Linked DNA regions of Mus musculus: regions 2, 3, 4, 5, 6 and 7 are each linked to region 1. The links are chromatin loops, found by intact Hi-C in ENCODE. Cell type or tissue: left cerebral cortex. All regions are shown on one strand. Each heading gives the region's core, and the rest is flanking DNA. Links, peaks and the distances in the headings are about the cores only. Region 1 overlaps Gm30905 (a long non-coding RNA gene). Region 2 holds the start of Zic1 (zinc finger protein of the cerebellum 1). Region 3 holds the start of Gm31409 (a long non-coding RNA gene). Region 4 holds the start of Gm31531 (a long non-coding RNA gene). Region 5 has its middle 9.3 kb from the start of Gm29478. Region 6 has its middle 200 kb from the start of Gm31114. Region 7 holds the start of Gm29478 (a long non-coding RNA gene).

The links. Peaks named below come from ENCODE experiments on the same cell type or tissue, not always from the same donor. Only the 100,000 strongest peaks of a DNase experiment are listed, where the experiment ranks them.
Region 2: a loop joins it to region 1, with 7 times the contacts of the local background. A loop is called at or near these places in 6 of 42 quality-filtered maps.
Region 3: a loop joins it to region 1, with 13 times the contacts of the local background. A loop is called at or near these places in 6 of 42 quality-filtered maps.
Region 4: it touches region 1 in a loop (5-fold over the local background); 3 of 42 quality-filtered maps call a loop at or near these places.
Region 5: a loop joins it to region 1, with 4 times the contacts of the local background. A loop is called at or near these places in 2 of 42 quality-filtered maps.
Region 6: a loop joins it to region 1, with 2.8 times the contacts of the local background. A loop is called at or near these places in 2 of 42 quality-filtered maps.
Region 7: a loop joins it to region 1, with 4 times the contacts of the local background. A loop is called at or near these places in 2 of 42 quality-filtered maps.

What each region holds. Positions count from the first base shown.
Region 1 is chr9:90,697,384-90,701,729 of GRCm38, forward strand. The region is part of intron 1 of Gm30905 (a long non-coding RNA gene); the gene reads right to left. Among named protein-coding and RNA genes, the nearest start is that of Gm30905, 5.4 kb to the right of the region's middle. In left cerebral cortex, for the core only: CTCF peaks have their summits at 1,840 (motif pointing right) and 2,974; DNase peaks (open chromatin) are centred at 1,884 and 2,967.
Region 2 is chr9:91,363,094-91,367,439 of GRCm38, forward strand. Zic1 (zinc finger protein of the cerebellum 1) reads right to left here and starts at 2,675. Exons shown (of 3, transcript NM_009573.4): 1 at 943-2,675. The coding sequence starts at 1,924. It also overlaps a transcript of Zic4 not described here. In left cerebral cortex, for the core only: a CTCF peak has its summit at 2,167; DNase peaks (open chromatin) are centred at 384, 1,071, 2,201 and 2,841; H3K4me3 peaks cover 2,246 bases; H3K27ac peaks cover 549 bases.
Region 3 is chr9:91,957,171-91,961,516 of GRCm38, forward strand. It overlaps Gm31409 (a long non-coding RNA gene), which reads right to left and starts at 4,026. Exons shown (of 4, transcript XR_871007.3): 1 at 3,895-4,026. In left cerebral cortex, for the core only: a CTCF peak has its summit at 2,643; a DNase peak (open chromatin) is centred at 2,627.
Region 4 is chr9:92,204,959-92,209,304 of GRCm38, forward strand. Plscr5 (phospholipid scramblase family, member 5) reads left to right here. Exons shown (of 8, transcript NM_001195693.2): 5 at 484-645; 6 at 2,838-2,999. All of the region lies in intron 3 of Gm31588 (a long non-coding RNA gene), which reads right to left. Gm31531 (a long non-coding RNA gene) reads right to left here and starts at 3,336. Exons shown (of 3, transcript XR_379706.4): 1 at 2,501-3,336. In left cerebral cortex, for the core only: a CTCF peak has its summit at 2,562 (motif pointing left); a DNase peak (open chromatin) is centred at 2,547; H3K4me3 peaks cover 506 bases.
Region 5 is chr9:91,392,918-91,397,263 of GRCm38, forward strand. No RefSeq gene overlaps it. Among named protein-coding and RNA genes, the nearest start is that of Gm29478, 9.3 kb to the right of the region's middle. In left cerebral cortex, for the core only: no CTCF peak of the experiment used is centred there; a DNase peak (open chromatin) is centred at 2,542.
Region 6 is chr9:91,127,689-91,132,034 of GRCm38, forward strand. No RefSeq gene overlaps it. Among named protein-coding and RNA genes, the nearest start is that of Gm31114, 200 kb to the left of the region's middle. In left cerebral cortex, for the core only: a CTCF peak has its summit at 1,013; DNase peaks (open chromatin) are centred at 2,502 and 2,593.
Region 7 is chr9:91,402,563-91,406,908 of GRCm38, forward strand. Gm29478 (a long non-coding RNA gene) reads left to right here and starts at 1,788. Exons shown (of 7, transcript XR_870997.1): 1 at 1,788-2,288. In left cerebral cortex, for the core only: no CTCF peak of the experiment used is centred there; DNase peaks (open chromatin) are centred at 2,407, 2,580 and 2,605.

The sequences.
Region 1 (4,346 bases), core at 253-4,252:
TGCTAAGGGTAAGGGATATTCTCCCACAAGCAGCTTCTGGCTCCTTGGCAGACGTGGTAGGCAGTTGTGTTGGCAGCCACAGACCTGCCTCTGGCTGTCTTCTGAGCTTTTGCTGCTGAAGGGGTGGTTGGCTTGCCCTGTCCTCCTGGATACTATTTCCCTTGACAGCCTTCGGTTTTGTGAAGCTTTATTCTATACAAATCCCTCCTGCAATCTCTGGATGAACTCTCTAAGGGCCGAAATGGAGCTGTTCTTTACAGTCGTGTTTAATGATCAGTTGAATTGCCAGGTCAGGTTCTCAGGAAAACCAAACCAAACCAAAACTTTTCTATTCCCTAGAACTACCGTATTTCTTTGTTTTACCCTCTACACAGTGTGTATCCACTAGGTTTCTAGGATGCCGGCCAAGTGATTTTGTATACCGGTGTGAGTTTTAAAGCATTCTTTGCTTCCCTGTACTCTTTTTCACGATCAATTTTCTACAAAATTTTCTCTGATTAAAACTATAAGGAAGGAAACTTGTGATTTTGATAGTTGACTGAGAAGCAATGTGATGAAATAAAAGTTGTGAAACGGAAGCGGAAGTGCTCCCTTACTCCCCGCATGTTTGTAATCTGAATGACATTTTAGAGCATATGCCTACATTGTACAAACAAAAGCACACAGCAGAAACAAAGCAGGTTTCAAAGGCACCAATATAACTGCCTACCCAATAATTTATAAGACATTTTCACACTTCCTCACAATAATTCACAAGTACCATCATCAATGTGTATCAGAGAGTCAGTGATTCATTGGCTCACTTATAGCTGAACATACCCACCAAGTCAAAACAGCACTGTACTTTAGTGTATTTTCTTTATACACAAAAACATTTTTAAGTTTTCTAAAAGAAATATCAGGCCTATTTTGCACTAAAAATGTCTAACTTAATAAATGAAGTCTCCATTGAAATCAATTGTTTTTTTATTGTTCATTTTTCCCCATGGGATTAAAGTCTCCAAGTTATCAATGTTTTCGATTAACAATCGAACTGCTAGACAAAAGAAGAAAATCCCAATTGAATGTGAGATTTCAGACATCTGAAGTTTATAATAGTCCTTGTATGCTTCATGAGAAATCCAGAGTTGTCTGATATATACAGCAATCTTATACATTTAAAACAAATATCGGAAGTAACTTCACTCGAGCTTCAAGGAGAAGTAAGAGGTCTACCGTGCTTGCTTAGCTATATTCATCTTTCAATAACGTTTTAAATATTGACTCCTTTGTGACTTCAAGTATGTCCTTATCCCGTACACTGTTCTATCAACCCTGTATTCGGTGTAGAAATGACCACATTTCAGTGTGCTTCCGAGTTTGCTGTTTTGTGAAACTATCCACATGCAGGAAGTGCATTCTTAGCTATATCAGCCTAAAATTTCAAAGACTGTTGACTCTTAGGCTGCTACAAAAATAAATATATAAACTTATTTTTGTTTCTCTATCAATCTTGCTATTTCTTCAACATATAACCCTTCACAAACACTTATAGAAATAAAAAATGTTAAATATTTAATGAAATATTTTGACTCCTCACCTTGTTCTAACTTGCTTCTCATTTTCTGTACTGTGTAAGAGCTCCAAAGACTTTAAGTATATATGTCGGTATGAATTTAGAACATACTTCATATGGGTTTCTTTTCCTTCTCTGAATTAAATAGTTACACTATTACCCCAAAACTGAGCTTAAGAAATAACTATACAGAAATTTTATTTACATCAGCAGAATTGCAAGTAACACTCTCCAAAATAATAAAGCAAAATGCAAACAAAAACTATTTTTGATTCCTCCTTCTACCAGTAGGTGTCACAATTGGGACTAGAAGGTGGTGAGCTCAGTACAGAATTCACGGCAAAGATCATGCCTTGCCTTTGTAATGCAGAAGGTAGTTTACTAAGAAGGCTCTTCCAAACAGTCCGTGAATATACCCAAATAAATGTGAAGCCATTTGAAATGTAAAAACTCTTCCAAAAACATGTTGGTCAATTCAACGAGGGCAACAAAACTAATTCTCGGAAGTCTTGAAGGACATTGTAGAAGTAAATAAGTAGTGTCCTGGTATGATCAGATTTTAAATAATATTTAAGATGAAATGTAAATATCAAAAATCAAGAGGAGAGCTGCAGCTTTGAATTTTGAAAAAAAAAAAAAAAAAAAACCTCAAGGGTAAGCACTAGCCTTTACCCCACAGTCGACATTTCAATAACACTTGGAAAGCCAGGTCATATTTTTAAAATAAACCTGAAAAAGCTAGCATATTTCCCATGTAGAAACAGAATAAATATTCTTATTCTAGGAAATGCTGAATAATTTAAAAAGTCTGGTTTAAAAGTCTGACTTTTTGCCTCCAAGGGTTACTTTAAAATTTGCGAAGCCAATTTTAACTTAATGTGCTTCAGTGATATGTGAATGTTAAATCACAGTTATTACATATTATTATAGAATGGCTATAAACTTTTAAGTTTTTCCAGAAATAATTTCAAATATGTTTACTTCATCTGAAGACTTTTCAGTCCCTTTGTTAATGTAAAGAATATGTAGGTAGTTGTGAAAAAAAGTATATTTTTCCACACTTAAATATAAGAAAAAATGTTTCCTATTAAAATTGTTTTAAAATCGACATTTGTGTGGGAGACTTACCTAAGGAACCGTAACTACAATAACCTGTTATCTCATTGTTGATTCGTGATATCTCAAGCTATCCAAGCAGCTCATCTGTCCAACCAGAGCTTTCTAGAGTTTTTATTACATGAGAGAAAGCATTCAGACACTGCAAACATGAGAATGCTATCATTTGCTATGTTGTACACTGTGTTTAATGATGATCCAGCTTATGTGAAACTTCCCAATAGAAGCGGAAAGTCACACTCCTCTTGCTTTTACCCGGGGAAGCTCCACTAGATCAGCTGCACAGAGAGGAACTCACCAGTAGAGGCCTCTCTAGATTTAACTTCCAATTGAGAACTCAGATTGTTCCTTCAATTCACTGTCGTTAACACAACTACTTGAAAAGGCTCTTGTTGCATAGGAAAAAAGATCACTCTTTAATGCCCTTTTAAGTTCCATGATGTTGATTAATGTTGCCCTTTACATTAATGATGTTTCAAGGAAAAGAAAACAAATTTAAAATGGATAAATTCTATTGAGGATGCATTAATTAGACAGAGAGTTTGCCATATGCTATGGCTGGAGGGCTTGCTGGCCTTTCTCTTGTAGTTACCTGTGTAAAACCCACCCTATCCTCTACATGAATGCCCAAGCTGAATAGCCATTTGAATGAAGGCTTTAGTTTGATTCGCCATACAAGGGGTACTGTGTCACTGTGTTTTCTTTCTAGGAGTCACTAAGTGATTTCTATATCTGTTGTCATGGTGATATGGCAAAGCAGGGGAAAATGGGGGCAACTTCAGGCTTTCTCCTCACCCTCGCCACTGAGATGTTGTTAGCAAGCCTATAAAACATTGGGCTTTATCTGGGGCTTCTTTTTGTTCTCTGATTGTCAATAAAACTCATTTTAAGGGTAACAAGGACATCTAAATGTCATCTGTCACAGTGTTAGAGAGATTAAGTTTGTTTAGGGACTTGTGTGGGACAAAGGCCACTATTTGTTCCATGGATACAAAGCAGTGTTGGCTATCACCACTCTTGATTTAGAAGGCGGCCCAGAGACTATCGAGGAAATATCATCTCTGTTCCAGGTGACAGGGAGACCCTTTTGACTTGATAGCATCACAATGCAAGAACAACAACCACACAAACATAGATTACCATTTTGAATGAAAATCAGTAATTCCAATACTCTGTTCCAGAGGCCCAACCACAAGTCTCCCTCCTCCCCCACCCCAGAGAAGGGGAAAGAAAGCAGTGAGGACCACAGACCTGTCTTAAAGCATGACGTACGCATGATGGCCCTGAATGAATGATAAAAGAGTGGAGAGAGAGGATTTGCAAGTACAGTCCAACAATAATGTGCATTCAGTAATTCAGCATCTGCTCAGTAATGAGGCTAAATGGAACATACAGATTAATGAAGACATTGGTATTATTAAAATCAAATCCTGTGGTTCATATGCTTTTCTTAATAATGAACACTGTGGCTATTGGAGAGGAAGAACAGGATTTTTTCTATTAATTTGGCACACATCCCAGATCTCATTCAACCAGAACCTATCCCTGCAAAACGCAGCCCATGGCCTTATAGATCTCAGTCTTTCTATTCAATGTGTGCTAATCTGAGAGAAAAATATTTTTCCCTTCTTAAAATGTCTTCAAAAAAAACGTGAACCTGAGGCCTAAGTAATAA
Region 2 (4,346 bases), core at 250-4,249, 670 kb after region 1:
GTTGCCACTTCCACTCAACTCCACCCCACCCCCTACACACACCACATTTTATGGCCTAATCTAGAAAGGGGGGAGGAGATTTTACCTGCCTGGGCCATTAAATCTAGAGTTCATGTCGGATTCTCTTCCACTAGATAATGCCCAAATACAGAGGGCGATCAGATCCCCTGACTAGGACCCAAGGGGCGCATAATTTCCAGGCTGCCCCCTCTCGAAGCCTTAAATTGCCTGGAACTTGTTTTGTTATTGTTTCTGTTGGTTTTGTTTCTTTTGTTTCTTTAAGCTTTGGACTTGTCGCTATTTCTAAAGTCCAACTCAGGAACCCCGCATTTTAAGAACAGACCTTACGCTGTATAACAGACAATTAGGATTTCTGTGTCTTTCACCAACTAGACTCACTCCTCAAACCCGGATGCATCGTTGTAAAATGTATCTCTTCCAATGTGCATAAACCTAATGTCCTCCTCAGATCCAAATTGTACTTTCTACCCCAACTGTACCTACCTCCTGTTTCTTCCCATCTTGTTTCTACATTTTTAAACTCAACCTCAACTTCTTCCACCTTTTCGAACAGAAAGGACTCAAGAAAGTCCCTGAACGGGTAGCCACCATCAAGAGTTTTAGATTTGTTTCTAGCTGGAACAACTGGAACCTCCGTGGATGCCCCACGCGTGCCACCTCTCCGGGATTCGAGATTGTCAAGCGCTGGGCCAAGCCAGACTCAGCTTCCCGGTTTATTCCTTTTTTTTTTTTTTTTAAATCTGTATGTTCAGATCCTTCACTCTGTGCCACACTTTCAAGACTAAAAACCAGATCTGCCTGCCTCCAGGAACCTGAGGCCCAGACCCCACTGAGGCTGGATTTGTGCCTCTCTTCCCCCAACTTTGGAATCTCAGGCCCAGCCTGGGTGGGAGGTAGAGTGTCCTACATTAATTTCCATACCTGTGTGTGTCCTTTTGTGGATCTTGAGGTTCTCTGAACGCGCGAAAACCTTGCCGCAGCCAGGAAACGGGCAGGGAAAAGGCTTTTCGCCTGTGTGCACTCGGATGTGGTTGACCAGTTTGTATTTGGCTTTGAAGGGCTTGCCCTCGCGTGGACACTCCTCCCAGAAGCAGATGTGGTTGCTCTGCTCTGGGCCGCCGACGTGCTCCACCGTGACGTGCGTGACCAGCTCGTGCATGGTGCTGAAAGTTTTGTTGCACGACTTTTTGGGGTTGGCCAGCTGCTCCGGCTCGATCCATTTACAGATAAGCTCTTGCTTGATGGGTTGGCGCATATAGCGGAAGAAGGCTCCAGCCCCGTGATGTGCAGCCATGTTCACGTTCATGGGCCCATAGCCGTGAAGCTGCGGGGCAGCATAGTGCTCGGATCGCGGGCTGGTCACCTGGCCGTACTGTTCCGGCCGTGGGTACATGTCCCCGGAGAAACCTAGCCGCATCTGCCCGTTAACCACGTTGGGCGAAGCGTGGCCAGCCGCCTGCTCGTGAAGCCCAGAAAAAAGGAGGTGGCCCGCGGCGTCCGTATGGCCGTGTGGGCCCCCAAAGCCGCCGGCCGAAGCAGCGAAGAGACTGTGCTGGGCGCTAGCTGCCGCCGCCGCGTCGCCGAAGCCCCGGTTGCGGAACAGAAAGTCCCGGGTAGAATTGAAAGCAGCGCTGGAGTAGGAGCCGACGTGGCCGGGGTGGTGATGGTGGCCCAGGGCCGCAGCAGCGGCGTAGCCCGGAGCCTGCGACGTGAAGGCTGTCTGGCCAGCCGAGGCCAGTTCGTGCGAACTGGGGTTGAGCTTGAAGGCGCCCATGCCGTCGGCGAACGGGTTGATACCCAGGCCCACGTCTCTCTCGGCCACGTCGCCCGCCGAGTGGTGCCGGGATGCACCAAAGGTGGTCACACCAATCGCGGGATACTGGGGTCCGGCGTCCAGGAGCATCGTGGCTGCACGGGGCAAGCCCCGGCCTCCCCCGCCCCCCCCCACCCTCGCCCGCCAAGGAGGGAAGATCAGGAGGAGGAGGAACGGGAGGCGGAGGAAGAGGAGGAAGAAGAGGAGGAGGGAGGGGGAGTCGACCCACCTAACGAAGTCTCAGCCAGCAGGCAACGGCCAGGCGCTAGCCGGCACCCGCCCGGCCAAAGGCAGGCAAGAGAGATGACTGCCGGCCGGTAGAAGGCGGGCTCCAGCGCCAGCCGCTCGAACCGCGCGGGCCGGGCTCTCACTTTCTCGCCGCTCAGTCTCTGCCGAGAGGGCCTCGAATCAAGGCTGCCCGGGGAAAGGCATAGAACATCTCAGCCCCCCAATAAAACTTCTTCCCGGATTTGTGGCATAGAGGAATGTGAACGCCAGAGCCGCCACTGCTCGCCCTGTCTCCTCGCGCAGCGCGCCCCTCCTCACTTCTCCACTAGTCTCAGTCTCTCTCTCTCTCACTCTCTCTCTCTCTCTCTCTCTCTCTCTCTCTCTCTCTCTTCTCTCTCTCTCTCTCTCTCTCTCTCTCTCTCTCTCAGGCTCTCCTCCTCGATCCTTCAACTCTCCCTTTTTCCCCCTCTCTGCTTTTTGAAAAAAAAAAAAAAAGGAGGGGGAGAAAAAAGAAAAGAAAAGGCGCAAATCATGCACAATATTGTCTTTTGCGGTTTATCTTCCTGGGGAGAAACTTTCACCTCCTCAGCCGGGCGGTGAGCGCGAGACTGATAGCAGCAATCATTCCTGCAGATAAATGAATTGAAAGGACGACACCGTCGTCGTCCCCCCCCCCCCCTGATGAATGGGAGCAGGGGGAGGGGTCACGTGCGACCGACGCGGGCGAGGATTGGTGAGGCGGCAATCCCCCCACACACCCCGCCCGGGGCCGCCGCGCCAACGAAGGGCGCGCGGTGGCGCCGCGCGCTGCTCATTGGCCCGCCCGCCTCATCAATCCCAGGTATTGTAAAGCGCTTGACATCCCCTTTTGACTAACAGGGCTGCCAGGAGTAGCAACTTTTTTTTCCCCCCTAGCAAATTTTTTCCCCCTCTTCTCACGGAAGGAAAAAAATGCCACGATTTCTTTTCCCTCTCATCTTCTCTTCTCTTCTCTTCTCTTCTCTTCTCCTCTCCTCTCTCTCTCTCTCTCTCTCTCTCTCTCTCTCTCTCTCTCTCTCTCTCTCTCTCTCTCTCTCTCTCCCTCCTCTCCCTGTCTCTCCCCCTCTCCTTACCTTCCTCCCTCCCTCCCTCATTCCCTCCCTCCCCTTCCTCGCTGCCTCCTACCCCTCCTTCTCTAGGTTTTGCTTCTTGTTCTATGTTCTCCCCCCTCCCCGCCACACACTTTCCTCTCCCTCCTTCTAATGTCCCCCTTTCTCCCCTCCCTCTGTTTCTTTCCCTCCCCACTCCCCTCCCCCCTTGCCTCCCCATCCCTGAGCCACTCTCCTTCAAACCTCTGCAGAGCGTTTAAAGACTGGAGACCCCCGGCGTCTCCGAGAGCAGCAGTTGGGGGGGGACCAGCCGAGAAACACCCCAAAGGCACTTCCAGAATGTCCGGACTCAGCAACTTTCTTTTCTCCCTCCCTCCCCTTCTCCACCCTCCCCCCCCCCCCCCCCCCCCCGGGCAGCAAAGGAAGCTTTTGTTATTTGCTTCTTTTGAAGTTTGCTTCCTTTTTGACGGGCCTCTCTCCTGTTTATAATTTAAGATTCGGGAGCGCGAGGGCAAGCTCTTTCCTAGAAACGTGATTTCTTGGTGTCTTTCACAGCCTCAGTTTTGCAGACTTCCTTCCTGCATGCCCACTCACCCCCAAACACAGGTGGATGGATCTCTTAAACTTTTCCTGGTTCCTGAGGTTTGTCGGATTGGGTTTTGTTTTCTGTTTTTAATGGCAGTTTGGAAACCTTGTTGCCGATCTCCCTCTCCCCTCATTTTTTTTTCCTTTTTTTTCCCCTCCGGTCTGGTCCGTTGTGTGGCTTGCTCCCACCCCCAACTCGCTCACTCTGCCCTCCCATTCCCATCCCAGTCCCTTTCATTCAGGTAAAACTGTAAATTTCCCAACGCGCCATTGTTCCTCTGGATCTCCCAAAGCTCCCTAGAGATCCCGGAATACTTTTTTGGTATTTAAATCCCCGGTAGATAGGACCAATGTAAATTTTGTGACATTCAAACCTTTTCCAGTTCACAAATCAGTCACCCTTGTCACAGTTATTGAAATTCCGCAACTTGCCACAACAAGACGGTGGAAAAAGCGGGCGCGGTCTTTGTTGCCAACCAGGCTTTTGATCGCCAGAGAAAATTTACTTACCTTCAGATGAGTGAGCAGAAAAAGAAATAACACTCCCTTTGATTTAGTTAGGAAAATGCAGACATTTGGATTCCGTGCAAACATACAACACTCGCTTGTTT
Region 3 (4,346 bases), core at 214-4,213, 1.3 Mb after region 1:
CAAATCCTCTCTGATGCTTCTGCACAGATTATTCTCAATGCTTGCGGTTATCATCCTTCTCCCCCTTGGTTGTCACCTATTCTTGAAGATCAGGTGAATTGAAGACCTCTTTGATAATTTCTCTTCTACTAACCAAATCTGTCAATGCAGAAGCTAGAAACGGTGTCTCTCTCTTTACTAACTAAAGCAAGGTACCATCACTTAATTTACTCTACTGCATTGTAATCATAATTCTCCCAGACTTGGCTTGAAGCAAGCATTCAGTATGTCTAGTGCTTGGCATGTACTAGCCACAGAACACTCAGCTAGCCAGATTTTATAAGAAACTTGGCATTTTTCCCTTCATATTCTCGGCAGATAATAATAATGATCATGCTATTTTTACTAGGGCATTACTGTATAGAATATTAATATGTAAAATTTAATTTATCTTATAACTGCAAATTGTTATATAATTTTTATACATTTTTAAAGTGAGTGAAAAATGAAGTCATAGATTGGTAAGTAAACTCAAGGTCACACAATGAGTGTCAAGGCCAATTTTATTACCAAGAAATTTCAATACTAGTGTGTGGATACTGAATATAGGCTTAATAAATCTGATGCAGGGTGAATAAATATCTACCAAAAGGCAGTAAAACATACATCAAATGTTTCAATGGTTATGAGGTTTTATGAATTTTTTTGGTATATATTGCTTTCATTGTTTATTCAAGAAGATCCACTTGTTAAAGCAGGATGGAGCCAAATAATTTCTTCAAAGATCTGTGGCAAGTTTTGTGATATTCGTATAGAGAAAAACAGGTATTTGCAATAGTTTTAATATTAAATTTTAGAAATAATTTGATAATATACAAATTGAATTTCTTCACATTGTGATACTGTATGCAAAAATGTAACAGTTCATTCATAATAACTTCAAATTGACATGATAAGGACACAAAAACTCACTTGGATTTCAGAGTAACATTGACTTATTCTTTGAATTTATATTGATCATTGAATCAATATTAAAATGCACTTTTGGTTTAGGTTATATATATATATATATATATAATTACAATTTGCAAAAAATAAAATAATTTAATTGGTTGCTTTTTTTACTGTTGATATTCTTTATAGAGATTTGAAATTCATTTTTATTTTTTCAACCATGTTAATCCCACATAAAGAAAAAAATGTCTTTTATATTCTAAAAATTTATTATGGATTTTTTTAAATATGGAAAAAGAGCAATTCAAATAAAATTTAAATCAATTTTTGATAAGCAATAAACTTGTTAATTAAATCACTCAGAATCTGTAAAAATCATGCATTTCAACACACTCACACACACACACACACACACACACACACACACACACACACACACCCTTTTCTGTATGTTAAACATCTACCCTAGCTTACTCACCACCCCTGCATTGAAGTGATAACACTACATATCTCTGGGTTTATTCCACTTCCTTTTTTTCTCTTCCTAAGCATTGTCGTAAAAATAAATGAATATTGTTCCACTGTGCGTGCTTTTACACTCCTCATGATGAGAATGGATTCGTGATAACTCATTTATTTTCTTTTCTTCTAACAATCTTTGCAGCAGGAATGAGATGCCTGAATTTTAATGCCTAATATGATCTTTGGAAGACTATAAACTTTTAATAGACTTTACACATAAAGTGAGAGAGAAGATAAATCGCAGAGAAGTCTGTGGTTTGATCCCAGGAAATCCTGATTAATAGCCCCCAGATTGTGTTAGACCACCCTGAATATTTCCTGAAAAAAAAATACTGGTTCATTTTATTGCCAAATAAATTGGAATTGAAGATATCAACATCTGACCAAGTAGAAATATAAATGGAAGGAGAAGAAAACAAGTGTTGCTTTATTTGACACATTTGAGACAAAACTCAGTTTATTCGCTCTGTGTACTGTCTATGGCTGCTAATTTTGTATGATGAGTACAATGGAATTACAATAAGGGATGGTTTCCTTCAGACTTATCCTCTGTGAGTTTCCCCCCAGAAATCTTAAGGCCAGAAATTCAGCATTATCTGTAAAACCTGATGGGAAAACATTGACTCTTCGTGTTTTGTTCAGACTGAAAGATTTCATTGGCTGGATTGTCACCTTCTGCATAGTTTACTGGGTGATTTTTCCAGTTTTGTTTCATGTCTAAATTGTTAAAAACATCTCCTATCCATTGTTATGTTCACGGCACTTAAATAAGTCTGACTCTGGAGGCCTGAACAGAAAGAAAACACAAACATGCTCCAGAGTCACAAAATGATTTAGACATTGATAATGCCCAAGGGGTTTAAATCACATGCATTTGTTAATTTTATTTTATTAATGTCATTTTAAAACAGAAAATAAGTATTCTATTATTTAAGAGAAAAGCAAGAACTCAATCTGTTGCCATAAAGAAATATTAAAATGATTCTGGCAAAATTGCATCACCTTTTTAATGAACAGGAGGAGAAAACACTTTAAAGAATTAGTTGGTAATACTGCAATATACACAACCCCCTGAGCTTTGCCTTTTAAAGCAGCATTCTGCTGTTAAATAATAAAAGGAAAGCCCTATTATTTTCCCAGTTTCCCTTTGCTTAAAGTGATTGATGCAGAATTTTACTGCCATCCAATGGCAGACGCCTCACATAGCTCAAGTAAATGTCTAAAGCTTTCTGATCAAATTGCAGTCTAGGGAATTTAACTTATGTAGCACACTCAGAACTAACATCAATACATCTCTGTTTGTTACATAGTGAGAAAGAAAGATGACTACAGTTTCAATTTATTGTGTGTTCTCCAAATTCAATTTAACAGTGAATTACTAATATTGCTGAACATAATTACCTAAATGAATAAATCAACCCAGGCTGCTCACTAGAGAGAACATTAGAGCATAATATTAATTTTTACATGCACCTCATCATATTAGTTTAAAAGGTTTCTTTTTACAACTAACAATCTTTTCCTACCAGGCAAAATAGCCTTTATTAAATGATTGTTCTCAGATTTCTTTCTGTTGTTTGGAAGTCACTTGAATCTTTTTACTTACTACTGTAAGTCATAATTCCTGATTAACATTAAATTGCATACTGCTTTAATTATAATCTCGATTCCTAAATGATTGAGTATTTAGATCATTTCTCAAAAAGGCAAAATAAAAATTACGTTGATTACTATGAATGAGTTTCTGCTTTAAATATTCAAGCTTAGATATTTACAGTTCCTGATTTGAGGTAGAAGTGCTGAAGGGTAATACACTAATTTTACTTTTCATTAACATTAACTAAAATATATTTGAAATTATAGTAAATTGCTATGACAAAGTGATTGAATAAAAGTTTGTGAGAAAATATATTTTGACTTATTTACATATGAATGACGTTTTATTAAAAATTTTAAGTTTAGTCCATTAATTATTGTAAATAAAGTCAATTAAACATGTGCTTCATATTGATGAAAAGTCACGGCTTTCCCAATGTCATTTTGCTTAATAAAATTTTGCTCAGAGAGAGAGAGAGAGAGAGAGTGTGTGTGTGTGTGTGTGTGTGTGTGTGTGTGTGTGTGTGTGTGTGTGCGTGTGTGCGTGCGTGCCTGCCTGTGCACTTTTCCCCAGAACACCCTCTGGCCTGTTTTTTTATTCCTAGACTAAATACAATGAAATTGAAATGCAATAACATATTCATTTAAACAGAAATTGCATTAGGATCTTTAGGTCTAATTGTTGTTAAGCCAAAGATATCTTTAAAACTTCATAGTGAAAGAGATTTTTATAAAGAATCGAAACACAGTTTTGGGTGTTTGGGTGGAAATAGATAAAGTGAGACGCTTTTTCTGACATTAGGAAGATTTTGATGGCGAGTCAGAGAATGGAGGCAGGCCTACCTCTGAGGACTGTGGACAGACTGACGGCAGTGTCATCACAGCTGATCCGGAGAGGCTTCAACATTGGACTGCTCAAGGACATCGTGAACCTTTGGCAGGCATCAGAATGAAACTGAACCCTTCATCCTGGAAATGCCAAGGCAACCCAAACGGACAGTCTTTTGGGGGATCGGGTGGGGCATCTGATGATTTTTAACTGTTTTCATTGTCTGTACTATGTTTACATTTATCATACATATATAATAATTACCTAACCGTTTAAGTCCTTTCTAATCAGGATGCTTTTCTAAGACAGCTGAGGGTCTCGGGTTTTTAAATGTTCAAGTAAGAACCCCAAGTCCTCAAGTGAATCAGCTTTGTTATTGACAAGATTAGAAACCTAATGTCAAAGACAACATTGTCAATAAAAAACTCGTTTGCTTCAGGTTTCCAGACAATGTTTAAAGTTTGGA
Region 4 (4,346 bases), core at 178-4,177, 1.5 Mb after region 1:
CTCTGTAAGCTAGAAGAATGTGGTTTTGTCCTCCATTCTGCAGAATACACACACACACACACACACACACACACACACACACACATATATATATATATATATATATATATATATATATATATATGTATGTATGTATATACATATATATATATGTATGTATATATATACATATATATATATACACATACATATATACAGATATATATACATATACATGGAAAATGCTAAATATATCAGTGAAATGAATTTTTATCATTTTCATGACAAAATACAAAACCTCAGAGGAAATTGTCACCCTGCATACTAATACAAAATGTCAGAAGAAAATACTGCTTTGCATCCTAGAAACATATATGTACAATGGCTTTTACAATACAACAGTTATTTCATAACATATATTATATAGATATATGTTGATATTCTTCTGTGATTAATGAATTATAACTGTAGAAAATCTGATTTTATTACTATTTTGTCTTACAGCTAGAAATCCAAGCCCCTCCTGGTACTATAGTTGGTTATGTTGCACAGAAGTGGGGCCCTTTTCAGCCCAAATTCACAATTCAAAATGCAAACAAAGAAGATATTTTGAAAATCATTGGTCCCTGCACAACCTGTGGCTGTTTTGGCGATGTGGATTTTGAGGTATGAAAGGCAAAGAACGTTTTGCTTAGGTTCCGAGTTCTTGAAATGCAATTCAATTTATAAGTCATCAAGATCATAATGTACCCCTTAAATACATTTTAAGAATCTCATATTAGTATAATACTCTAATAAATCCTATTTCCATGCTTATAATAATAGCCATCACTCCAGAGATTCTAAGTCCATAGTGTTTAGCAAAACTAATGCTATGACAATATATAGTCCTTAGGCACTTTGTCATAGATCACTGCAATATTACTAAAAGAAGTTTAATTTGTTAAAATTAAAATAAGAATTATAAAATTAAAATTCTTGGCATATTTTGTAAATACAGTGATAAACTACTATATCTCCTTACCTAAAAGAGTAAATCTCTTGTTATTTTCAGCTTAAGTCTTTAAGCATAAGGCATATTTTATATATATGTATATGTGTGTGTGTGTGTCAGACAGACAGACAGACAGACAGAGACAATATCGTTTTAACATTACATATCTTGTAGTTGTTGAAAGTCACGGTAGTTCTATGTTTGATGAACTTGATTCGTAGGGAGTTAAAGCACATGTGGGACAGAGAGAATATGCATATTATCTTTGCCCTTTTCTGTTGACCTGCTTGTATGGACATTTAACCCCATTCAGGTCTCATTTCAGAAGCATACTCCACTAGAGTGTCACTATATAAAGCTATGTATGTAAGATGTGCTAAGTTTGTTTCATAAAATAATGTACTTGTAGGTTGAGGGAACTGAATATTAACATGAACCATTGCAAATTTAGCCTGTAACAGCATATGCTCTTGCAACAGATTATCCTGAGTGTACATCAAAGGCAAGGAGAATTTACATTCAAAGCATCCGTTTTCATTATTCAAACATATCCCACCTATGTCTGTCTCCACAACTTCTGAAGGAGTCTCTAGACACCAAGAATACAGACTCTGTCCTAATCCCAGTATTCTGAAAGGATGTCACACAGCTTCTTAATACTATGGTTGAGTAGATTTTAGCATTAGGGTCTAGTATTCATGCTATAACTACGTCCTAAGAAACTTTCCCTATTTTTTATTTTATATCACCATACAGAAAGTGAAGCTTCATATTAAATAACTGTCAGAATGATAAACAGGATTAAGAAATAAATTGTTGGGCTGGAGTGATGGCTCAGTGGGTATGAGCACTGACTGCTCTTTCGAAGGTCCTGAGTTCAAATCTCTGCAACGACATGGTGGCTTACAACCACCTGTAATGAGATCTGACGTCCTCTTCTGGTGTGTCTGAAGACAGCTTAGATATAATGCTTAGATATAATAATAAATAAATCTTTGGGCCTGAGCGAGAGGGGCCGACCAGAGTGAGTGGGGTTGACCAGAGCGAGCAGAAGTCCTAATTCAATTCTCAACAACCACATGAAGGTTCACAACCATCTGTACAGCTACATTATACTCATATACATGAAAAATAAATAGATAAATAAATCTTCAAAAAAGAAAAAGTAAAGAAATTGTTGATAAGTCAGGTGTAGTTCTCCCATTTAATGGTAGACTTCAGTATTTATACACTAGCTCAAAGTGACTTATAGTACGTAGGACTGGTTAGAAGAGAGTAAGTTAACAAAGGTTTTAGTATAAGATAAAAATGTGGTTTGACAATGTATTATTTTTAATCATTTTAATAATTACATAATTGATAAATTATTAAAGTTTATTAATTATACCTAGAAATAATTCATTCAAATAATTTTAAATATCTGTGCACATGTAAGCATATGCACACACACACAGTATATGTATTTTCCATACATATTTTATCGTAGCAAACTCTGGCTTAAAATTTGAATATAGGCAAAGACATTACCTTCCTTCGTGCTTAGCAATAAAACTAAGAGATGCATGTGCTGCCATCTTGTGGCTGTCTGACCTTAATTATTTACTCCATCTGCATAGAAAATGAAAATGAAAACAAATTATAGTGATCCAGAAACTGTGGTAGCCTGAAGTTCTCGACTACTGTGGAGGTGAATATCCACACGCAGGAGCAAACAACATAGGGTTGCCATTTGGGGGTGGTGACTAATAAAACAGTTCAAAGTTATCATGAGAAAAACATACCAAAAAATGTCAACCACCTTTTTTTTTAATCTGCATTATCATGCTTATCTATTATTATCATTATCGTTATTAATTTTGCAAAGGTGAAAACTGTTGATGAGAAGGTTACAATTGGGAAGATCTCCAAGTACTGGTCGGGATTTGTCAATGACGTGTTCACAAACGCTGACAACTTTGGGATCCATGTTCCAGCAGATCTCGACGTGACACTCAAAGCAGCGATGATTGGTGCTTGCTTTCTCTTTGTAAGTTTGATCTAAGCTGTGTGGATGAGTTTGCCCTTACAAGCCAGACTGTATAGAGCAGATCCTCCTCCACAGCTTGATCTGCAGGGGCTGCTTTGCACACAGAGGCATTTTAAAATATGATCGTCCTCCTTTGGAAATCAGAATATAGAGGTTTGTGTTTTATTCATGCTGGGAACATGGGAGTCAAGGAACATCTTTGCCAAAATATTTGACTCACTCCTGCCTAAGGTCTCCCCCATCATGAATGTTTTGAACTCACAGAATCATGTGTTTTGTTTTGTTTTGTCAAGCAAACCAAAACATTTCTTTTCATTCTGTTGTCCAGGATTTCAGACCTCAAGCCTAACAATTACTTTAAACTATGCTGCTGTTGAATAAAGTCAGCTCCATTATTGTGTCTACTTAGTAAAAAAAAAAAAAAATAATAACTGAAACTAATGCCATAGTTTAATCTTTGATGGTCACAGAGAGCTAAACATAAACACCAAATATTTATTATTCTATTTCTCATTCTCTTTCACTCATAATAATTTATCACTTCCTGCTTGCCTTTCCCATTTTTGGTCATCCCATAGTTCAGTATTAACCTTTCAACACAAACACATACACAATTTACACATATACACACATTCACACATGCACACACACACATTCACACAGAGAGAATAAACACACACACACACACACACAACAAAGACAAGCACATATAGAGGCATACACTTATGCACACACATTGAAAAACACAATCTCACACAAGCACACATTCACATACCCTGTCTCTTGGGTGTTTATTAGATCTTTCTGATCAAGTTTTTCACTTAATTTTCATAATAAAATTTGCATCTGTCATCTTCTCTACTGACCTACTTCGCCAACAAGTTGCTGCCAAGATGGTATTGGTAGACACTAGCTGTTTTCTGGATCTTAAACCTTTGTGATTTTTCTGTTCATTTATTTTTAGAAACCTTCTAAATATTTGTGTGTTAACAAGGGTGTTTCCCCATCCTTGCCTCGTTCTTTTAGAGATTAGTGTGATTTAGAAGGTTGATTAGATTTCACTCAGTATATCATATATCATACAATCTCTGCATGACATTCAAGCCTGTAGGGTCTCAGCTCTTACCAAGCCAGTGCCTGAACATGACATTGAAAAAGTTCTCTGTGCTCAATAAACTCAAATGAAGACTGATCTAGATAGTTCCCCAGTTCTATGAGTGGGTAGCTTTTAAACTCTAGCAGCTAAGAGACTCATATACTTAACTGACAATAGAAACAACTCCCACCAATTTTGTCAAACCATAACTTTCTGAAACCTTTGCAATTTTCCCAGTATATATTTTGAGG
Region 5 (4,346 bases), core at 202-4,201, 700 kb after region 1:
AGGGAGGGAGGGAGGGAGAGAGAGAGAGAGAGAGAGAGAGAGAGAGAGAGAGAGAGAGAGATTTCTGATCATCTAAGTAATTGCTATTTGCAATATGGATACTTTGACCTGGCAAACATGTTTCAAATATATTATATTATAAGAACTCTCCTAAATTTTCTGCTGCTTTGTCTATTGAGTAAGAATCCAGTAGTGAAATGTTTCCTAGTGCCCCCAAATCCTGCCAACTCTCTTTCAACTAAAATACTGTTGTGGAAAATCAGCCTCCTTTAAGTGTGAAATATCATTTCATTGTAAAAAGTTTTTTGTTTTTTGTTTAAAAGAAGTGGTAATCCAACTTCCGGAAAGTGTTCTGAATTCTTTCACCAGACCCTTTTAAAAGGGGATTAGCGGGGCTTTGGGAGCAAAATCCTTCTGTTTTATTCAACCTCTGATTTTATGTTATAATTACTGCTTGTAAAGGCTCCAGGATTAGTATGCAGCCACTGTCAGGACATGAGGCAGGTGCTGTTCTAATGGTTCAGCTTTTTAATTAAGAAAAGAGGTAAGAAAAATCGAATCATAAAAACACTTTTGTGGGAGCTGAGAGCTTTGCCACTACGGCATGAATAAAGCCTTTATACCTTCCACTGACAGGTCAGCCACTGAGGCCATGACTTACGACCTTTTCAGGGCCAGACAATAGTTAACTGCTTTCTCACCTTGTCCCCACAGACAGATCTTATGGAAATTGCCGTAAGTAGGTAAGTAGCTTGACTTCCACAAAAGATAGGCAGTTAGAATGAATATATGTCTAGATTGAAATGCTCGCTCTTAGGTCCTTACTACAGGTCTCTTGTTCTCTGGATCCCTTCTCATGGATGGGGGAGGAGTGAACGTGGGAGGCACGGAAAATAGGTGGGGTAATGGAATCTGCAGGGTACCAGTGCCATGGCCAAGGTAGACTCCTCCTCCATCCTGGGGGGGGGGGGCGACAAATCAAAGAAAGGTTACAGAAGCCCAGGCTGCAGCTGCAGGGCTTTCTGTCTTAGGTTTTTCTTCTAGAAAGACAAGTTGGCAGGAACATTTCATAACCTTCTTGGGGCAGTTCCACTAACAGTAGGTGTGCCTGGGTCCTTCTGCCCCAGCTATCACAAAGTGAACTTCACCTGTGAATTAAAATGTTCTTGCTATATCATAAGTTCTAGAGGCCTCTCCTGATACTGAATCTGGAGCCTTCACAGCATTTTAGGTCTCTAGACTCTTTAATGTCCTAATTTGCGTCCTACTCAGCTTTGCCGGAAGTCCAGAGACCACAGGTGGACTCTCTCCTGTCCTCTGGCTTCGGTGAAACACCATACAACCCTTTTCTCCCTGCCTGCTCAGGCAGGAACTTTGACTGGTGACCTGGTCCTGGGCCAGCAACTCAGGCCTGGGTCTTCCGAGGGAGGCCAGGACGGTCCTGGGCCCTACCAGAGAACAATGCAAGTATTAGGATATCAGCTGCCCTCGCAATGATCACGCGTTCAACGATTTTGTTTTCACGGCTGAAGGGGCTTTTTTCCAATGTAAATCAAGCGCTTTAGTTATTAAGGCTGAACACTAATCTCCAACAACCTTGACATAATGTGGCCGGGCGCGCTGGCCCACTTCGCACCTGCAGTCTGAATAGGGCTCCTTGTCAATGGGGGACACGCTTGTTGCCCCTGCTTGCAAAGGAGGGGAGTGAATAAGTCAAGCTTTGTGAATGCCCATGCGCGCTCTCCCTCTTGCCTTTGATCACCGAAAATGTCTTCTAATTTGTCCCTTTTTCATTGTAACAACGTTTTCAAGGCCCTTTCTATTTTTCCAAACCCTATCTTTATAAAGAACATAAATCGCGCCCCGAAAACAAAAGGGGAGCGCCCAGTCTAACTGTCGTTGTCTCTTCGGTGCTTCCTGCAGGTTCTTGCAACTTCTGGAAGGCCCCAATGATCCAAAGCTCCAGATCTGGGCTTTGGGCTTTTTGGAAGGGAGATGGATGAGGAGGAGGAAGAGGAGGAGGAGGAGGAGGAGGAGGAGGAGGAGGAGGAGGAGGAGGAGGAGGAAGCGGGGGGGGGGGGGGAGGAGGAAGAGGAGGACCCAGAGTGGACAGGCAGGAGTGAAAGCGATTCATCCCAAGCTCCTTTACTAAAGCCCAGGGACTGACTTTCCTCCCCAGGTGTTCTTGGTCTCTCCTAACCCAGCAGGGTTCCTAGACTATGTAGAAATGGAAAGGAGCAATTCATTTTTCTCACTTAAAGCAAGCGTGGGACTCCACTCTGGCCACTGGTTTCATAATCCTTTCTGCCCTTCTAACCCTTTCCTTCAATCAGCTGCCATTCTGCATCCCAGGGACTTGGCAAACATTCCAAAAGGGCTTCCTGTCCCCTACCCCTACCCGCAGACAAATCCCAAATATTTTGCGGGTAATTCAGAAAGCGGTCTAGAAAGAATGCCCAGAAAATTCTTAACAGGAAAAACAGATTACTATTTTTACTCTGCGTCACAAAGCCATCTCCTTGTGAGATGCTGCTTGTCTTCGGGATTAGAACTCATTCACCATCTACACGGGAGCACATAGGCATTAATGACGTCGATGGCTCATTTAGTGGCGTATTAATTGTTAGGCTGCAAATCAGTGGGCAATCCCTTTGCTCCTCCCTCTCCAGCCTCACTCCTAACACCTGTCCAGCCTAAGTTTCCAATATCCTGGAGAAACCTCTTACTAGAATATGTTTTCCTTACTCCTCTTACCTAGAACAAATTCAGTGTGTGTGTGTGTGTGTGCGTGCGCGTACACACACACACACACACACACACACACACACACACGCAGAATTTGGGCTTCTTTTCTTTCCTCTTATCAGTTATTTCTTTAGCGCAATCTCCCAGAATAAAAAGTAACATCTCCCACGAATACAGTTTAACACACGTTGCCGTCTGGCCAGGAAGCACGAATCCTTCAAGAAAGAAGTCAACATTTGTTTTCCACATTAAAGGGCGTTTAGTTGCCAGCAGATAAAATAATTCTAAGGACCACTTTTTAATTCGATGGATAGCAACCGCAGGGGTCTAAAAGAAAATAACGACGATGGCTATAGACACAAATAACTAAATTACCAAAACGTTAGCATATCTCTAGGCTTCATTAATATGTAACAGACTCCCCAGTTAATCTCCAAAAGCCAGTGTTCCCCCTGTAAAATAGCACTCTGGGACGAATTGTACATGAGATCAATCACTGCTAATGTAGGAAGGTTTACTGCAAGAAAGTGGGAAAGCTATTCACACCTTCAAATAGAAGCTTTTCAGATTTAAGAGTAAGGGCCATACATCACCAAGAATAAATGATTATGAATTGATAAACACGCCCTCCAGCGATTAGCTATGTGATGCTATTTATCATTTCTTGGGTGGCAACGGTTGAGTTTGTTTTTTTTTTTTTTTTTTTTTTCTTCTTCCCCTTTGCCTACTTTTAAAGTCATTTGATTATCTGGAAAGAAAAATCTGAAATGCAGAGCAGAAGGGAGAAATAATGAGAGCACGTGAAAAAGTTAATATTTGTAAGTCATCACAATGATGGCTGTGCTGATAAAAACCCATGTGAGCTCAGAGAACAGCAACCAGTTCCATCCTTTGTGATTTCCTTGTTGCTTGGGGAGGGAGGGTGATTGCACATTGGGACTGACACATCATTCGCTATTAGTTTTCTCTGTCTTCCTCATTACATGCGTTTTTTCCCCCCATATCCTCACATACAAGTAGTTTACCACTTGTGAAATGAATTATTAAACCTATTTTTTCTTCCCTTTCTTTGGTCTTTCCCTTTCTCCCCCAAGAAAGAGGAAACTTTGCTTGAGCCCTAGAGTGTTCCAGCTCTCCTCTGTACCAAGCTAGAGCTGGGAGGGAGTCCTCCAGCTGGCCACAGTTGTCTAGGGAAACCAGAGCTCACAATCAGGCATGGGGTGGAAGACTCCTGGGACCCCACTTGCTGTTTGCAACACAAAAGCATATGCAACCTCTAAAACATTCCAAGAGAGACAAAAGGCTGGAGCAAAGGGCTGACTTAACCCCAGTTATAACTAACAGCCCACCCCCTTGCCTAGTCTAGGTCTGGAGGCTAAAGGGATAATTCTAAGACCAATTTTCCACAGGACTTAGGCTTGGAGCTAACCTAGGACTGAGATGGAGGCAAGGCAGGGAGCATTCCTCAGTGGTAAGGTGAGAATCTCTTCTATATAGGTTGAAGGGCATTCATGCTCCTGAAAGGATAATCCTAATTCATGCTCCATCAGGGATAATATCCTAATCTAGGGTTGCCTGTCTACCCAAGGTTGACATGCACA
Region 6 (4,346 bases), core at 99-4,098, 430 kb after region 1:
TTAGAATAACAGGAGCATAGTATTAAACTTATGTTTAAGAGGACATATATAAGCAAACATTATAGTTAAAATATATACCGTTTATCTTAAAGAAAAAAGTTGCACTGGAAATATGACATATGTCTTTCAGTGTCAATATGCTGGATTGATTTTATTACTAATAAGCATATATATTTGTAACTGACTTGATTACTTAAATTAATTGAAGTTGATAAGCAACAAAGTATTTATAGTTAAAAATGAGATACAGATATGTATTAGATTTTTCTTCTGTTTTATAAAAATCTACTATAGATGTGCCTATATTTTTCCTCTTGATTATTCAAAGGGTAATGTACAAATCTGTGAATGGGGTGGCATGATAATTAATCGCAGGCAGTACATATTGTCTACCTGTAAGATGACTGATTATATTTTACATCGATATGATTTCATAAACTGTTTTATTATCATTTAACCTGAGAGGGGATATTCAGAAACACTAAATATTACCTAATTTTATTTCATGTGAATACATTAAATACAGTATCTGTACATCTATATATCTTTTATTAGATGCTGAGACTAGAAAGTAGAGTTTGTTTGTTTTTTTTTTTCTTTTAACCTTTTTATTTGTTCCTGAATTTGAAGACATTATAGGCCATAAGGAATAATAGGACGACTATAGCTCCTTGAAAATGACTTTTGAAAGTCCGCGTGGATAACATGATTAATTCTTTGCAACAGATTTTCATATTTGCTAAATAGCTAGATAGCCTTGTTTTATTTCTTGACTGTTAACTTCCGTTGTTTTTTGGTGGGTTTTAGGGGAGTTTTGTTTGTTTGTTTATTTGTCTTGTTTTTCTGAATGGTGTGCTATTAAGTTTCCAAGGCTGGGTTTTCTACACTCAATTAAAATAGCACAGACTCATATGAGAAATCTCCTGCAGTGTTATACGTTACAATCACATCCCTTATCCCAAAGCTACAGTGATCACTTCCAAAAGTTCCTTAAGAAACAAAACAAAACAAAACTGTTTCATCATAAGCTATCCAAATGTAGAGGGCGCTGCTGTACATGTATTTTGAAAGTGTTTCAGAATCAAACACTCATCTGTTAATTTAGTTTTTGTTTTCAAAACCTGCCAGTAAATTCTAATCACATCATTAATGTTTAAAGTCTGTATTTAGACTTAAAGTAACTGAAAATACTTAGGGAATAAAGTATTAAAGTTGTACATGTCATTGTGGAAATAAGTACTTTTTAATTTTATCTTCTAGTTCTAATTATCTATAAATTAGTTTAGATGTTCTTGTAGCTAGTTTTTATATATCAAGGTTCTGTCACTATAGTTATGTAAAAAATAGCCTGGTGCCCAGGAGATGTAAGCTGAAAATTTAAGAATGTCATTATATTTGTGTGAAAGAAGGATGAACTATATACAAAGGCAATTAATTTTGGGTAGAGACTGTGTATTTTCAATACCATACTACAGTGTTTTGGGTGTTTGAAACTTTACAAAGTACAGATTGAGAAAAATGTTCCAATCAGTTGCTGCCTTTTTTAATCTATGTTTCTAAGCAATCATATATTTTAAAGTGATTTCACTAGACATGCTAGTTTCTGTATGGTTTTTAATGCACTCTTAAAATTTAGAAGTGTTCCCTTATCATGTAACAAATATAACATTTTTCCATTAATGAAATAAAGCTAACTGGAAAAATAACTCTACTGACATATATATATATATATATATATATATATATATATATATACATATATATATATATATGTGTGTGTGTGTGTGTGTGTGTCAGTAGAGTTATTATATATATTTATATATATTAACAAAATGTTATAAATAATTTCTTTGATTTTCATGAGTATCAAAATCATATGAATTTACTTTTTAAGTTTTTTCATTTGTATTATTATAATTTTAAAGCAATCAAAGATAAAACAGATTACAGCATATCTTATAAATACATATTTTGATAATATATTTGTACAAAATCAAGCTTGAAAATCTCATGTATTAGATAGGTGCTTTGCTATATCTAAAGTGAATTAGTACTATGCAAAATTCACCAATTCCTTGTCTGTCGGGGCCAAAGCTGAATGACAGCTACAGATTTAAAATGTATTTGCTGAGAAAACACATCAGAAACTCAAATGTGACTAGGTTCTAATCTAGTTTTCACTGTTGGCTCTTAACACTTAATTTCATACTTAAAAGCCATTTGATTTATCTCTTCTTGTTACATGTAGATTTGGTACAGCTAAATACAGACGGACTGGTGGAATATATACTGGCATTAATAAGACAGTATCCTTTATAGTTAAAGTCACATAATCAGCGAGATTTTTTACATTTGATTTTCATTCTTAAACACCCACGAAATAGCAACAGCGCCTACTCTCTTCCTAGTTTGACTTGCAGAAAGAAACAGGCCAAGAATGACTGGGATACGTAAATATGTAATTCTATGCAGAGCCGGTGAAACTAAGTACAAGAAAAACATAAATACCTCGTCAGGAAAAGTTTTCAGTGTAGCTCAGGCATAACTTTTCAACTCTTCCAGTTATTTTAACATCAAAATAAGCGTGGCAGAAAGCACAGGAGGAAAAGCGCCCGACTAAAACGGCTCCTAATGTGCTCTTTTGAATCGGGTATCCAAAACTGCCTGTTTAGGCTGCATCTAATCTAGCACAAGTAGGTGTTGTCTGAATTTTATGCTATCCACCCACGTTTAAGTAGTTTTTCACCTTAAAACTAGGAAAGAGAGTCGAGGAGTGAAACAGCCAATCCACAACTGAGGTAACAGTTGCCTTGTACGATAGACAAGTTCTTTGGGACCAAGATACCCCACAGACTGACTAACTAGGACAAGGGATGAAGCTTGGCCTTGTTCACTGCCATCAAAACAAAGGCTCATATTGCATGAAAATCCTGTGCAAATGAGCCATAATGGCGTGAATGACAATCTCCTAAGACCATGCAGCAAGGCCCGTGTTTGATCTGAAACACTGTTAATCTTTCTCACACATAGCACACTAGTACACTTGGGAAATCCTCCATGAGTACTTCCCTACAGCCGGAGCAGGAGCAAGAGATGGAAAGGCATCAAGCAAAAGTTCTGTCTTGGCCACTACTTCATTTGAGTCATTTTTCACTTTGGTTTTTTTGGTGATTTGGTTCAGATAGTCACAGAAAATTTAGACCTCACTCTTCTTTACTTCAAAACTTTGTGTTTTTTTTTAACTGTCTCTTTTGTATAAATATATGGTGTTACTGTTATGTTTTAAAAGGTTTCCAAGGGCTATAACAATTAGAAACCGTTTGAAATGTCTTATTTGTGTAGGTTGTGTCATTAATCCTAGTGGAATCAGACACTACACCAAAACATGTAAGAAAGGAAAAAGCCAGCATAAGAGGGGAGAATAAGAGATAGGGAGAAAGGAAATGGGAGGAAAAAGGTGGGTAGAAGAAGAGGGAGGGGGGAGGAGAGAGGGAGAAAGGGAGGAAAGGGTGAAGGAGGAAAGAAGGGAGAAGGGGGAAGGAAAAAAGGAGAGATGTTTTCTACTGTAAGAAAAGACTGATTTTGGTGTTTCCATTTCAAATACAATTTAAACCATCAAAATAGCTCATAAGAAATTACAGGTCAGACTTTTGAATCACAGACGGCCTTTTATTTTCCTTTCTAATATTTAAATGAACTGTTTGCTTGGAGAGCCAAATATGTAAGGCACATGTGTTCAGTACAAGCTGAGTAAGTCATGCCAACTCAAAGATGGTAGGAAGTATGCCTCCTTCGTTGTGTTTTCCTTTTGAAGTGTTGCCTAAAAATCAGGCCTGGGCTTCAAAGAGGAGGATTACAGCCTTTATCCAGCAATTAATATGGTTGGGACTCAGAACATCAGCATCTGACCACAACACTAGCCGACAGAAGCATAGCAGGAATTCATTCTCTTTCAGGACTTAAGTAAATCATAAAAATGAATAAATAAGCAGTAATATATTGTTGATACTTGGCAGAGAAAGAAGGGGCAGAGCTAAGCTTTCGCATCTAGTAACCAACCTGCGTTTTCATATCCAGGCAAGCATTTCCAAAATCTGAGATCCCTGGACCTCTAACAAGGTTTCTACATCTGGATCATTTTACTCTCCCACCAGCTTTTAAGAAAGAAATGCTCTCCAGTAAGAAATCCATTCCTTTCTCCTTATAGAGTGGATCAGATAATCATTTGGATGTGGAGAAGTCCTTCTTCCTGTCAAAGTTCAAGGTTTCAAAACATGGTCAGAATATAAAAACAAATAAAACTCTGTAGGATCTGCAGGAAGCATTTTAAGCACATTAGATTACGC
Region 7 (4,346 bases), core at 271-4,270, 710 kb after region 1:
GGAAGGGAAAGAGCCTCGCAGCTGAGGGAGTACGGGATGGTAGAAACTCAGTTGGATTACTGAATTTTTACAGGGAAAGCTATAGTCTAGAGAATGCAGCTTCCTGGGTTTTCCAGCTCAATTGCAGTTACGCTCACCAACATTTGTAATAAGATAAAAGAACCAATACCCCAACAAACAACAGTGTGCTGGCTAAATGCACTTCTTCTCAAAGTTTTATTTTAAACAAACCAAACATACAGCACAGGTTGATACAATATAGTTTTTACCCAGTTACAGTTAAAGAAACAAAGAGGTGAGCCCTGAGTTGGCCAAGGGTCACTCAAGGTAGAAGTGTCAGAGTAGGATCCTGCAACAGGGAAAAGCCTAGTATGTGGCCCACTGTTCTTTCTTTGAGGGAAGACTGAGATTGTGGGTGACTGCTTCCATTTCACCTCCAGGCTCTGAAAACCAAGCATTTCCCCGAGTAACATTCTTCCTTCTAAGGCTCTCTCTGTCCTTGACCCATGGCTCTTCTTTTCATTAGGGAATGATGATCCTTTTAACTCAGGCCTGGGCTGAAGATTCCCCTCTCCCTGCCAAGTCTCCTTGATGGACTTGGCCTGAAGAATACAGTCAGGCTAGGATGCTTTCCTGGAAGCCTCCCTGGAGGTGGAAGCTAAACTGTTAGACTCCATTAACTCTTTTTCAGACTATGTACCGGGGTGGGATGGTGCTTAGCACTTGGTTTGGGGAGATTCCTCCTCTAGAAGAAATGCCCCAGGACTGTCTAGCCTTCCGCTTCAAGTCCAAAGCAAACTTCTGACTCTTCCACTTCATTGAACCACCATCCCATGCCTTTTTTTTTCTTCCTGGAGGGGGAGGGGCTTGGCTAGACTATAATACATGTTAATTTCAAACAACCCCATTCCACAGTCAGGGTTGCCACTGCAACTAACTCTAGAAAGTTGTAGTAGGGTTGGCACAAACAAAAGAACCCAGACAATAGTCCTGAACTGGAAGCTTCCCCCAGAGTAATGCAGAAAGGTAAACCAGTCCCATTTGCAGGGAATGGTGTGTGTGTGTGTGTGTGTGTGTGTGTGTGTGTGATGAATATAGTATTCATTAAATTTAAAAGCCTCAGCTTCCTGGCCATGTGAGGTGTTGGGGGAATTTACATCCAGACCTTACTCCGACCTCCAGTGAACCCTCTTATAGCCTGTGGAGTTAACGTTGCTTCAGGCTGGCTACTCAAAAGTTTAACTCTATTCTCGTGGGAGGAATGGAAAAGTGACTTCTACAAATTCCAAGGCAGGGGTCTCTCCAGTACATATGCCATGGGGAGCCTGAGGGGGAACAAAAAAAAAATGAAGTGGGGAAAAAGAGGGAAGGGGAATATTTTTCTTCCTTTCTTTTTCTTTCTTTCTTTCTTCTTCTTTTTTTTTTAATTTAAAAATACACATGGGATTAAATAAACTAAGAGGCTCAGCCCAGGGAGTTCTAGATCTGGGTTTTGAAACTGAGAGGACCCCTCTACTTTTGGCCATCTGGCTGCTCTAAGCTTTGCCCCATGCTGTATAATTTTAGCTGAAAATCTCTTCCGTTGCAGCTTTGCTTTTATTGAATTCATCAAAAGCAAACTTTCCCTGAGTTTTTTTTTTTTTTTTTAAAGAAGGCTAAAATAATACGCCGACCACTGTGACATTCTCCAGGCTCAGGCCATTTTTCATAACGCCTTGGATCTGCTTTTGTGCGTCTGAGGCGACTCAACAGATGAATAACGAGCAAAGTCCGCTGAAAGTAAGCTAGCGGCTTTTTTTTTTTTTTTTCAGCACTGGGGGGGAAAAAAGTTAAATGAAATGAGAGGCGCATGTAAAAATCTCCACACCCAAAGATGGGGGCCACATTTTTATTGCTTGGCCTTGGACAGGCAACGATGTCTTTTTTTAAGCAGTGAACTTGCCACACCGGCGCTAGCTCTCACACACTAGCACATTTGCTTGCACAAACCACACAAACTTTAAGCTTAAGAAGCTTCCCAGGTGGTGGTTGGAGAAATTTGGGAAGGAGAGAAAAAAAGTATTCGAAACAAAGTAGAGGTAGAAACACACGATTAATAGAAACTAGTTTTATTTTCTTATTTTTTCTTTTTCTGTCTTTTTTTTTTTCCCGTTGCTTTCTTTAAACAGCAGCTAGCTTGATTTTGATAGCTGGTTTTGGCAAAAGGAAAGAAAAAAAAATCTACAGCCCGAAAGGAAGACTCAAAGTGTTTAAAGGACGCTTAGAATGTAGCGTTGTGGCAGGTTGGGGTAAGTCGTCTTTCCTTCTGTTTTCTTTTTGGCTTTAAGATCCAGTGGAATCGCACGTGGGCAGAGTTTCCTTGTTGTTTGTAGAGATTAGAGAGCAATTACGAAGTCCTTCCTTCAGAGACAACTGTCTGCTGCGACTTTGCCCGGATTTTGTGGGTGATCCTTTCTTTCTTTATTTTTTTTTTCTAGCCCTGTCGGCAAGTCCCAGAGGCCCGCTAGCCCTGAATGTCCAGTGTTTGGAGGGGCTACAGAGGCAACAAGTTGTGGGTTTTCTAGCCCCAGGCAAGCACTGCTCCACAGCTGAGCCTGTGGCTCGCCTGACTCGTAGGAATGAATTTTGCACGTGTAAACTATTTGCTCGTGAGCACGCACAGCTGCGACTCTGGTTTATCAGGGGAAAAAGTCTCTTCCCTTAAATGGACTATTTGGAAAAACTGCCATTGGCTCTCGCCAGATGATTATTGATGCAAAACCGTGTGGGTTGGAGCTTGGGCTCGTGTTTGTCTAACACTGAAACTATTTCTCTTCCGAGTTGCTCAAGTTGACATCCACTCAAAATCATTTGTATCCTCTTTCTAGGGGCTGGGAAAAACAACTAGGCGTGATTCGTGAGAGGTGGTACACACATTTTAGAATAGAAGGCATATCTTACAGAAAAACGATGTCTTTTACTTTCAAAGTGGTCCTAAAGAGACTCAGGCGGCAGCTCCCAGGGCGCTTCACGAATCCATAGACTTGCATTACCAGCACTCAGTCATCTGCATTTCTGCCCCTCCACGTGCAGCGTTGGGAGTCAGTTCTGCGATCTGAATACAATTAATTGTTGGTCAGCTGTGTGTACACCGCGTGTATATTCAGATCCCAGTTCTGAGGGGGCATTTCATTTAAGTAAGCTCTCTGCCAATGTTTACTATAGGTTGGATTCTGTTTAACATCAGTTTCCCTTACCCAGAAAAGTGTAATAAACAAGTGCTGCATCAGCGGATGGGCAGAGTTGATCCAGATGTTGGCAAACAAGTCTTGGCCAGTTGTATTCCCGAGGAAGCTCAAGAAGTTGAATTGGGAGGCAGAGAGAAATCGACAAGGGAAATGATCGGAGGCGGATTTTATTGAGTAGCGACAGGGACTCCTGCGCCTCAGTCTGGCGGGATCAGCGCATAAAATGCAGCTTCTGCGCATTGGTTCGCTGGGTGAATTGGCGCACACTGGGGCCGAACAGTCCTTGACCTTTGCCTTTATGTGTGCGCAAATGTTTGCCTAAAACACAATCAGGCCTGACAAGGGAGCATGCTACCGTGTGACACCGCCTATTCACCAGATAGATGTTCCCCGCCACACACGACCCAGCGCAGGCTTGTAAATACCTTAGGTATTTGTAATAAACCTATAAATTAATGTCGGACAGTAGCTAGTTGCTGCGTAAATAGACTATACACATCAGAGATGCATCTTTCTCTTTTTCTCCTAAAAATGGTCGGTATGAACCAGAAATAAAACTGACAACGCAGGAAAGTTTGTATTTGGAGAGTGAACAGTTTGGTCACATGGGTAGAGAAACCGCCATCCTAAGTGACTTTTCCTCAAAGATGGGGAGTGGTGAAGGGGGAGAGAGGAACTGCTGCGGACAACAGGGTAATGTTGGGTGCGACCCTTGCTTAGGTGTTTAGAGGGAGGTTGGGATACTAACTGGGGATTCTGAGGGAGCCTAGATAGTGAAATATGCTCTTGAAGCTCCCACAAATCCACTGGGACTTGGGAAGTTCTCTGATTCCTGAAGTTCCTGGGTCTGAACACTTTCTTTCATAAATACCAAATACTCTAGCAGAAAGAGGAAAACACCTTGTGAAGATCTAAAATTAGATTAGATTGCCTTTTAAACCTCTCTGTAGATGGTAGATGTGTAGAGGAGGGAGTTGTTTTTTTTTTTTTTTTCTTCTTCTTCTTCTTGTACTTAGATATAGCAAAGTAAATAGGTGGCAAATAAATAGCCACCTATTTATATTAATATTATTAATATTAGCTTTGACTCACTAATTTCTACGTTCCTATAGTTATGAA